2 separate regions of the Homo sapiens genome follow, and region 1 is linked to region 2. The links are chromatin contacts, found by Hi-C or POLR2A ChIA-PET in ENCODE. All regions are on one chromosome and are shown on one strand. Each heading gives the region's core, a stretch centred on a gene start or an enhancer-like site at or near the end of the contact. The rest is flanking DNA. Distances are from core to core; before and after follow the strand shown.

What was found. A loop is a pair of places that touch in the nucleus more often than their neighbours do. ChIA-PET counts read pairs that join two places held with the same protein, here RNA polymerase II (POLR2A). Pooled maps may share reads with other maps.
Region 1: a loop to region 2 is called in a map of heart left ventricle, with 2.4 times the contacts of the local background. The contact joins two enhancer-like sites. A Hi-C loop is called at or near these places in 2 of 168 maps with a recorded cell type or tissue (MCF 10A and heart left ventricle) and 2 of 50 pooled maps. POLR2A ChIA-PET finds 5 or more read pairs at or near these places in 1 of 52 experiments (SK-N-SH).

What each region holds. Positions count from the first base shown.
Region 1 is chr18:48,184,324-48,189,708 of GRCh38, reverse strand. ZBTB7C (zinc finger and BTB domain containing 7C) reads left to right here. Exons shown (of 5, transcript NM_001318841.2): 3 at 3,714-3,775. It also overlaps a transcript of ZBTB7C-AS1 not described here. Among named protein-coding and RNA genes, the nearest start is that of ZBTB7C-AS1, 24 kb to the right of the region's middle. RefSeq lists enhancers at 2,970-3,487, 3,488-4,006. Within about 2 kb of position 3,376, at least 3 of the 41 ENCODE cell types and tissues checked have a DNase peak (open chromatin) inside an H3K27ac peak, as active enhancers do.
Region 2 is chr18:48,032,481-48,037,843 of GRCh38, reverse strand. The region is part of intron 4 of ZBTB7C (zinc finger and BTB domain containing 7C); the gene reads left to right. Among named protein-coding and RNA genes, the nearest start is that of SMAD2, 100 kb to the right of the region's middle. Within about 2 kb of position 3,428, at least 5 of the 41 ENCODE cell types and tissues checked have a DNase peak (open chromatin) inside an H3K27ac peak, as active enhancers do.

The DNA.
Region 1 (5,385 bases), core at 2,127-4,626, 150 kb before region 2:
GAAATGATTAAGGACCTTGTTCTGGCTGCAGAGGTGTGAACTTATGCCGTATCTATCCAAGGCGAGGGGCACCTGGAAGGATGGGTGGGGGAGAGGCAGCAACTGCTAACTTGGAAGGTCACTAGCTAATTTCACATTCCTAAAATTGAATCATAATTTTATTTTTCTAAGTTGGAAGAACCTTTGAGACCACTCCCTTGTTTTGCAGATGGGAAGACAGAGGGGACGAGGCTTGTCCAGAACTCCTGTCAGTCTCCCCCTGTCTCCAAAGCCTGGATTTTTTTTTTCTTTTTTACTTCTAACATTATTTTTGAGGCTTAAAGTACATTCCAAGAAAAAAAATCCAGGGCATAGAAAAAAAATTACCCATGCTATTTATTCACTCTCACTTGGAGAAGCTGTTAGCTCTAATGACCTTTCCAAATTAATAAAATCTGTAAATGCTCAATTGTTTATTGCACACATTGAGTTACACCTCTAAGTGACTGGAAGGAACTGAGCGTTCACCTGGAATATTTAGCTCCAGGGCTCTGCAGCCAGCAGTCATGCTTTGTGCCCTGGGCAGGGGAGCTATGGTTAGAATTCCCTGAGAAAGGAGGCAAGGCAATCCGGCAACCATGGTGTGCTCAGCCCTGAGCTACAGCTTGTGGTGGACAAAAAAATGTTAGCAATAATCATTGCTCAGGGTTCCTTTCAGGGACTTATTAGAAGAGACCAGATTTTCAGACAAGAACATGAGATAGTACCTAAGAAGTGATTGATTACGGGCTGTGGCATTCAGAGAAAGTACAACTGGGAGGGATCTGGAAGGCTTGATGAGGGAGGTGGACTTTGATGTGGACCCAGTAGAAAGAGTAAAATTAGTTCAGATGGCACAGGAAGGGGCTTTCTAGGCAGGGGTATGAGGTGAACAAATGGTAACAATGAAAGTGTAATAGGAGCCCAGGTTCCCGGTGGGGAGAGCAGACAGGGGACACAGGGATAGGACTGGCTAAGTGGAAGGAGGCTGAGTTCTGGAAGGTGATGGTGTTTGGACTTCAAGAGGTGGGAATAGGAGAATCCTGTCTCTCAATGCTCAGACCCCTCTCTCTGTCTGAGGCCACATTGCACAAACACCATGCTTATGAGCCATGGGCTCTGATATAGTTTGGCTGTGTCCCCACCCAAATCTCATCTTGAATTGTAACTCCCATAATTCCCAGATTCTGTGGGAGGGACCCAGTGGGAGATAATTGAATCATGGGGCTGGATTCCCCCATACCGTTCTCATGGTAGCAAGTGAGTTCTCACGAGAGCCAATGGTTTTATAAGGGGCTTTTCCTCCTCTTCACTCTGCATTCTCCTTGCTGCCACTATGTGAAGAAGGATGTGTTGCTTCCCCCTCCACCATGATTTTAAGTTTCCTGAAGCCTCCCCAGCCATGCAGAACTGTGAGTCAATTAAACCTCTCTCCTTTATAAATTACCCAGTCTCGGGTATGTCTTTATTATCAGTATGAGAATAGACTAATACAGGCTCCCTGGCCCAGTCACACTGTCCATTATGTCCTTTGGTCCCAGTGAGTCTCCCTGTCCAAGCTTGTGAATGACACAGGCCACTCTGACTTCCAAAATGAAGATGGACTGAAGTCTTGCAGAGAAACAGTGTGGAGGTGTATGCTGTGCTATTGTTGCAGGGGGATATTTATTTTAACCATTTGTTAAGTGTGTAATTCATTGAGTACATTCACACTGTTGTGCAATCATCACCACCATCCATCCTAGAACTTTTACATCTTTTCAAACGAAGCTCTGTCCCCATTAAACAATAACTCCTCATTCTCCTCTCCCTGCCCAGCCCCTGGCAACCACCATTCTACTTCCTGTCTTTTTTTTTTTTTTTTTTTTTTGAGACGGGGTCTTGCCCTGTTGCCCAGGCTGGAGTACAGTGGCACCATCTCGACTCACTGCAAGCTCTGCCTCCCGGGTTCACGCCATTCTCCTGCCTCAGCCTCCCGAGTAGCTGGTACTACAGGCACCGGCCCCCACACCCGACTAAAGTTTTGTGTGTGTGTATTTTTAGTAGAGACGGGGTTTCACCGTGTTAGCCAGGATGGTCTCGATCTCCTGACCTCGTGATCTGCCCACCTTGGCCTCCCAAAGTGCTAGGATTACAAGCATGAGCCACCATGCCCGGCCTTCTACTTCTTGTCTTTATGGATTTGACTTCTCTAGGTACCTCATATAAGTGGAATCATACAGTATTTGTCTTTTTGTGACTGGCTTATTTCACTTAGCATAATGGCCTGGAGGTTCATCCATGCTGTAGCCTGTATCCGAATTTCCTTCCACTTTAAGGCTAAATAAAATTCTGCTGTATGTATTTACCACATTTGTTTATCCATTCTTCTCCCAATAGACGTTTGACTTCCCTCCGTCTTTTGGCTATTGTGAACAATGCTGATGAACGTGGATGTACAGATATCTGCCCCATTCCCTTGCAGGAGGATTGAGCTTTTTAAAAACAAAGTGCTTCCAGCTTTCAAATGATCAGAGCTGATCTGCCGGCCCTCACTGCTAAGGCTCCACAAGGAGCAGATTGCCAGCTTGCCACTGCTTGTGTGCTAAGACCCTCCTCCCTTGAGCAGAGCTGCACAGTATCCTCTGCCAGGGACACAGATCAAAGCTGGCCTCTCGCACCCACCCCTTTTCCCCATTCCGAGCTAGGCTGCTCAGTCTGCGCTTCAGCCAGTGTCAAGGCCTCTTTGCCTTCACTTCTTATCCTGAAGTGCATCAGTCATGTCGAATTTGTCCCTCGCTGAGGTAGCAAATGCTTTGTGCCCTTGCTTGGTAAGTTATTTCCCCACCTTCGAAAATGTATTTAGCCACGATTGTAAAAGCCAACTAAAATCACTCATTAACAGTCTCCCCTCCTGTCCAAGGAGCTCCCCACTTCCTGACTCCCTCCAAAAATCCACGTATGCATCAGCAGAACTAAAGGGCATCCTGTCTTGAAGCATCACTGCCTCTGGGCGTTAATTGCCCAGACTCACATTGCAACACTTTACAGTGATGACACACTCAGGCGAAATGCAGGAGAATTCACAGTTCAGGTTAGCGTTGTCATTAACTCAAGTCTTTGGTGTCAACTCCCTCCCGCCCCGAACGTTCCTGCCTGGCCTTACAGTCAACCTCCCCGATGCATTTTCTGGCCTTTGTTGGTTTGTGTCAGCTCTTGAACATTATTTAAATGTAGTTTGGGGTCCATGAATGCAATTACCATTGTGTTATTATTCAGAGCCAGATTGTTAAGATGCAGGCAGCTGTACAAGGAGATGCCCTGTGCTGTGAGGTCCAATTTAGGAAGGCCTTCCGAGCTGCACGCGCAGGGTTGCTAGGCAACCCCATGCTACAGAAGTGGAGGCCTCACTCCGGAGTGGGAAGAAGCCAGGGCGCCTTCAGGGAATTGGAGGCAGTGGTCAATCTGAGACTGGCACAGCGCCGGGGAGGGAGAGGGAGGCAGCGTGGGCCGAGCCCACGGGCCTGGAGGGGTGGAATCCTGCGAGGAGCGAGGGGCACCCACCCAACTAGCATGCAGTGTGCCTGGGGAGGGGAGAGTGCTGCTGGGAGTGAGAACACAGAGAAGGTGCAGAAGCCTGAGGTCGGCCGGGAAACTGCTGAGGATACCCAGAGCAGATGCTAATATGATTCTCCGTCCCTTTCTTCTCTTTGCAGGAAATGAGCAGATTTGCAGAAAAACTGGTGTCCTGAAATTTAAAACTAAGGCATCGGTGCTTGTGAGTATGAATTTTGCTTTTTTAGTTCTGTGGCTTAACAATGTTCCTGGGAAGTGGGTGGATTTCCCTGTTAGGGGAAAAGAGCATGACCTGGATGGGATTGGCTTTTGGTTCTTCTTCTGGAAGCTTCCTCCCTTGGGGTGGAGCTGAACCCAGGAATGTAAGGCACTGAATTGGAGGAGGGTGGTTTGAACCCTGGCTCTGCCCTCTAAGTGGAGAATGTTCCCACTGGCTCATGAAAGAGTCACTCCCTTGACTCGATTGCTGTGCGGGAGAGCAGGACTCTAGAAAAAAGAGAGATGTGCATTTTTTTTTTACTTGGGGCCACAAACAGTTTGTACAGTTCTAAGTTTGCTGCTAGGTTGACCCCCTATTCAGAACAGTAAATTCTCATAGAGGCCATTTAACAGTGTGTTAAACTAAGTGCAGTCACAGGAACCAATCCATTAATCAATCTGAGAATGTCATTAATCACCAGGTGCCAGGCAGCACCTGGAAGCTCTGGGAAATCCACGAGAAGCAGCAGGCATTGGCTCTGTTTTGGAGGAGCTTTCAGTCCAGTTCAGGAAGAGAAGACACCTGCATATGAGACAAAGAACTTTATGACCAGGTGTGTGCACCAGCTCTGGCTGGCATGGCCCGGGCAGAAATGCTGGGGATGGGAAATGGTTAGGGAAGACTTCCTGGAGAAGGAGAGGCTTGAACTGGACTGATGGAGGAGGGAGGCCATTCCAGGAAGGAAGGAACAGGGGTGGATGCCTATGTGGAGGATGGTGTAGGCATGGGTCTGAGGGTGGGAGGGGAGAAGATGCTGGTGAGGTTGGACAGGGCCAGGTGCTGGAGGGCTTGGCATGGCTTCAGGAATGGTCCAGATGCAAAGAATCAGGATGGAATAAAGGATTCTTCACCTATGTAAATAAAATTTAGTTTCTGCCTGTTTGTCGGCCACTCCACGATATGAAAATGGCTGCATGAATTTTTCACAAACTTGAGGTTGTATTTGAGATCAGTCTATACACTGAGTAGATTATAGGAAATCTGCATTGGAGATACTCCCTTTGTCTCAGAGAGAGAGAGGGAATGAGAAAGACAGAGAGAGAGAGAGAGAGAGAGAAAATTCTCCACACAGCTGCAGCCAAGGGCCACCAGAGCCCTGTGAGGCCAGTAATGGGGCCACATCTTGAGCTCCTGGCGGACAGTCACCAATACAGCACTCCCAATTGTCCACTTGCCTTTCCCCCAGAGCCACTTCTCACGCAGGGAGCTCTAGGTACTGTGCTCAGGATGAGGGGCAGCTGGGATATATTTATTTAATGATGATTAATTAATATTTGTCCCAAGCAAGCAGGAGAAGGTAGCTAGTTATAAATCTCCATAACAACAGCCAGTATTCACATTGGATGAGCAATTTGCAGCACTCTTGAAGGTACTGCCTCATAGGTGCTTTACAAAGGCTCTATCCAGTATTCCCATTTTGCAGATGAAGAAACTGAGGCTCAGAATCATTCAATATTTGCTCTAGTTTGCTCTGCTAGTAAGTGGTAGAGCTGCCTAAGACGTCCACACTGACTTTCCGCTGCACATAACTGGACATTGCTCAGATTATGCAA
Region 2 (5,363 bases), core at 2,179-4,678:
GAAAGCCAGCCATGTTATCAGCCTGGAGCGCCCTCTCCTGCCAACGCAGGCTCTGCCTCCCTAACTGCCCATGCCTGCCCCCTTGGCAGATGGCTAACAGGAGCACCTCTCCCTTCAGGGGAGACCGAGGCTGGTGACTCCAATTCCAAAAGGATCTATCTGTGTCTCAGGATATCGCACGGTGGCCCTGCTGGCACCCTGAGACCCCATCTCCCTTCTTCCCCACTCCCTTTCCTCTGGGCCTTCCCCACGCACAGCCTTCTGTGAGGTCCACGCCAGGTCTGGACAGTCTGTGCACCCTGTTTTAAGGGAAGGTTTTAACCGTGCGTAGTCACTGCAGACAGACTTCTCACCCTCTGGACCCTGGGACATTCTCTGGGAGTGGGCGTCCTGGTTTGGGCAGCAGTGCTGTGTTGTATAGGAGGGTGACATTCCAGGTTCCTCCCTCCCAGCACATTCCTGATGGTCACTTGGGGTGGCCTCTCTGTCTGCAGTCCCCACTCCCAGCCAGATGATAGGCAGTGGGGCAGCTCTGGTCATCCAGCCATCTGGCCTTGGGTTCCTCCTGCTCCAGAATGACGGCCATCTGGCCCCAGGCCTGTCTCCAGCTGAAGCTGCTGCATTGCAGCCCCCTCAGCACCCCCACCACTTGTTCCCACTGGTCTCTGACCCTCCCGAAAAAGATCAGACAAGCTCTTGGGTCCTTCTCTTCCCAGGAGGAGAGAAACCCCGAGCTGGGGAAAGGCAGGGTGGAGGAGATGGCTCCAGCCTGCCTCCCTTCAGAGGCTTTATTGCTCACTGTGGGCTGTGGCTGTCCTTGTGGGACACTCCCCACTCTCCTCCCCCTCACATTCTTCAGAATCACTGGGCCTTTGCTTCTCACCCCATCTCTGGAACTGCCCGGCAAGGATTCTTTTCCGTGCTTGAAGAGCCCCAAGCGTGGTCTGTCCAGGTTGAGGTTTTCCTGTAATTCTCCCTGTGGCCAAGGCTCCCTGCAGCCTTTCCACGGGGACCTTATTTTTGGCTGAATTCCCCAACGCGATTCCTAACACCTGCCCCTTCCACCTGGAAGCTCTTCAGCAGCCACTTAGAGCAGAGACGGCTGCCTCGTTGACGCAGAATTCCCAGACTCCCTTCCAAGGCCACGCCACTTCCTGAGACTGGGCCCTGTCATGTCACTCTTGTCCCCGCAGCAAGGACCCAGACATGCTGCCCTCAGGTCCTTCTCTCGGACATGATTTCCATTTCCCCTTCTGGAACCCGAGTCTTTCCTTCATCACAGCTGAGCTTCTGCCCTGGCAAAGCCCCATTTCCTCCCTCCTTGATGTTGGGAAGAGCTCAGGGTCTTGTGACACCCTCCCCGCCCCACCCCATGGGGTGCTGGAGAGGCCTGCCCTTCCCCTGCATGGTAGCCCTTCAGCCCAGGCTCTGAGTCACAGCCTCCCAGATGCCAGCTCCCAGAATGTCCACACCCCACGGGGACGTACTAATGACCTCAGCAGCCACAACCCAGGGGGAGGACATGGGAATCCTTCCAGCAGAGCCCCTTCACCCCTAAGGCCCTGCCTGCTGCTGTCATTCTGTGGGTCTAGAGAGGAGGGACAGAGGCCGCCCCACAATGGTATTGTCTGTTCTTTGGTGTCAGGAACCTCACCTCTGAGGCAGCTCTAGATTCCAGCCAGTCCTACCAGGTGTCCCACCACTGATCTGTTCCAAATATGAAATCTCCCTAGGCAGGGCCTCAACGGCATCAACCAAACTATTTCTTTGGCCCCATGCTGTCCCTTCCTAGCTCTGGTCACCCCATAGCCACTTGGGCTCCCTTTGCCTGTGCACTCCCTCGGTTTAGTTCAAAGACACCGTTTTCCTCCTGGGAAAGGCTTGTGCCTGTGCTGGCCACAGAGGCAGCTCCTGTCCCTTTCAGGTCTGACTTGGGACACAGAAACAGCTCCAGGTCATAGGGCAGAGGCAGTCTGGACCAAGATTACCTTAGATCCTCTTCATCAGGAATCCTTTCCCTTCTCTTCCCAGAAAGTCTGGAAGCCAGGAGCCAAAGGTTAGGATGGCAGGCTTCGGCCAGAGGTGATGCCTAGGAAGGGCCTAGAAGAACAGGGAGCATGTGATCTCAGGAAGATAAAGCATTTGTCTTCATGCACAGGGACACTGCTATGCTTGGTGGGTATTTTCCCTGCCCACGGACATCCCAGGTCCAGGTGGCCCCCGCACACCTTTTTGCCCCATCTGCAGCCATCACTGCCAACTGGGCCTGGCCCTGGGCCCTGTGAAAGCCTGTGCATCTTCCGCCTCTTAATTCCCACCACATGGGTCCTTGATTGCAGGCCATAGAGACTTGCCCCTTGCCTCCCCCAGCCCTTCTGTTAGTAGCTCCTAGAGAGCATGGCTGGCTGGTCTCCCTCCTGGAGCCCCTGCATCCTGTCACAGCCTGGCTCCCAGAGATGCCCCAGCCATGCCTGATGGGGACAGTAGTGAAGGCAAGAAACTGCAAAATGAAAACAGACTGGCCCAGAGACAGCAGAGGTCCCATAGAGCACACCGTCCTGGGTGGGGATGGACGACCTCTGCACCGCAGTCACTCTCTGACAAGGCACGCTTTCCAGTTCCGCTGAACCCCGAAGGCTGTGCCTTTTAGTCTCCACCTGCCTCCTCCAGTGCCAGCCGAATGCTGACCACCTTTGTGCCCCCACAGCTGCCTGCTCTCCAGATAAGCCAGCAGCCTGGCTTTTGTCTTCCCTCTATTTTCTTTGTAGTCCTCCCACTCCTGGCAGCTCTGGGAACCCTATTAAGATAATGTAATGGCATTAGCAGTGGTAGCAGGAAGAGTGTGTCTCAAACCATCGGGTTACAAGAAGTCCAGGTAGAGGCTGCTGGGAAAGCATTATCCTGATTGGGAGCCTTTCTGGAGGCCACAGACCTCAGGCCAAGGCCCCACAGCCCTTTTCTTTGATTCTGGGAATGAGCTCATGAGGACTCACATGACTTTCCCGACGATGAGCTCTCCAGGCTGAAAGGAGGCATGTAGACCGAGGCTTGGGTGCATATGTCCTTGGCTGTCCCTGATGCAGAGAGATGGAACGAGATGGCAGACAAGGGGACCAGGGCCAGAGGGGAGCATGTTGGATTTGTAGTCGGAGAGTTCTGAAATTGGCACCACTAGTCAGTCACCAAACGCGCAGTGAGCCTCCTCTCTATCTACATTCAGTGTTGTGTGTTGTGCAGAGTACGAAAGAGCATCCCACAGGTTCTCATCAAAGCAGGTACCAGAACTCCATGCCACGTGCAGGGAGGAGTGCTGGGAGGAGGAGGGCTGGGAGGAAGAGGGCTGGGAGGAAGGGGCACCCTGGCTCTGGGCTTGGCCTTCTGGGAGGGCCCTAAGGATAGAGCATCAGTGTCCAAGCACAAGACATGCACACACGGGGAAGGAGCCAGGGTTTACAGGGCATCCACCCTGTAATGTGGTGGGCTGTGCACTGGGGGACCGGCAGTCCAGTTCATACCTGCAGGTGTTCAAAGATGCAGAGTTGCCCAGAGTGTGGGGCAGCGTACCATGGGGGGCAGGCAGGAAGCTGGCAGAGGAGATGGCAGTGAGCTTGTGAAGAGCCCAGAAAGCCATGCTAAGGGGTAAGTGAGCACACAGGCCATTGGACAAGGGGGCCTTGGGAAGTTTTAAGTGGAACTGCCAGACCTCCATTCCTACAGAGAAGTAACTAAGAGCTCAGCTCTTGAGATTCCAGCTAGAACATATTCCAGCTAAACTCACGCTGCTTCCACAGGCAGATTGAATATGTGAAGCAGCAAGGAAGCCAGCCAGCCAAACAGACTCCAGAAGGAGATTTGGCAGAAGCCCATTACCCAGATGCATACACTCATGGAGCACTAGAGGCCCCAAGGATGCAGCCCAACCCGCATTTTAGAGATCAGGAAACTAAGGCCCAGACCAGGGAAGGGAACTGATCTAGTTCTTGGAGTGTGCCCGGCACCACCTCCAGCTCCAATGCACGTCACAGTATCCACAGGAAAGGTCAGTGTAAAGAAGGAGGCTGTGTGGCCCTAGAACACCATTCCCTCTTTGGTCCTTTCTTTCCTTATCTTGGAAGTAATTAGATCAGTGTTTTCAAGGTCCTGAGAAGTGTACTGCTAATAGTGTCACTTACTGGGCCCACTGACTCAGACCATGAATCAGAATGTGGTAAAGTATGCCTGGTAAACTAGATGATCCTCTGAAGTTTTTTCCAGCACTGGCTTATCATGAGCTTTGCCTACTCTTCCCACCCCTTGCCCCCATTCCCACAAATGTCTCCATTAGGGAAAGCTCCTGCCTAGGGCTGAGTTCCTCCCATTGGCATACCCCAGTCTTCTGGCCACAGAGGCAGAAAGCTGGCTACCGGTGCCCTCTCTTGATTGTTCTGGTCTGCCCTTTCTGCAGCAGTCCTCTTAGGCCTCAGGTTGGGAATCCCTGCTGTGAAAATCCATCCTTTCTCATCCCCAGAATAGCTTACAAACAAACCACAGCCAGGTAGCCCCCCAGGTTCCTTTGCCCCCACCAGCTGTATACCTTTGGGAAGCTCTTAACTTCTTTGAGCCTCCTTTCTGCCTGTGTCCAAGTGAGGAAATTACACCAAGTGTGTTGAATCTAGCTCACGCAAACCCAGATTCTCTCCATCTGCCCTGGACAATGGGAAGTGATGTCTGGTCCTAGGTTTAGCTCTGCACAGAGAGGTTAAATAACTTGCCTAAAGCCACCCAGCAAGTTGGTGGTGGGTCTGAAGCTACAACAGGGACTCCCAGACTCCTGGAGGGGCCCTACCTCTATACCATATGCCTCTGAATAATGAATTCCCAGGGTCAATGAAGTCATGTATTTACCTGCCCATAGCAGATGTTCAATAAAAGGATATCGTAGGCACCTTCTCAGCACTTCTTACATCCTTGGACCAATTGCCACAAAAATGGGACTTCTTTTAGATACACTAATGAGAAGTTTGGGAGGCATTTGAAGATTTACCACTTATATTGTCCATTGTTTGAGAGTGACCCTAAGGGTCAGTGCTACTAATTATGTGTAATAGTGACTTAAAAAAAACCTACCTGGCCAGGGGCGGTGGCTCACACCTGTAATCCCAGCGCTTTGGGAGGCTGGGGTGGGCAGATCACGAGGTCAGGAGATCGAGACCATCCTGGCTAATATGGTGAAACCCTGTCTCTATTAAAAATACAAAAAAAATTAGCCAGGCGTAGTGGTGGGCACCTGTAGTCCCAGCTACTCAGGAGGCTGAGGCAGGAGAATTGTGTGAACCCGGGATGCGGAGCTTGCAGTGAGCCAAGATCGCACCACTGCACTCCAG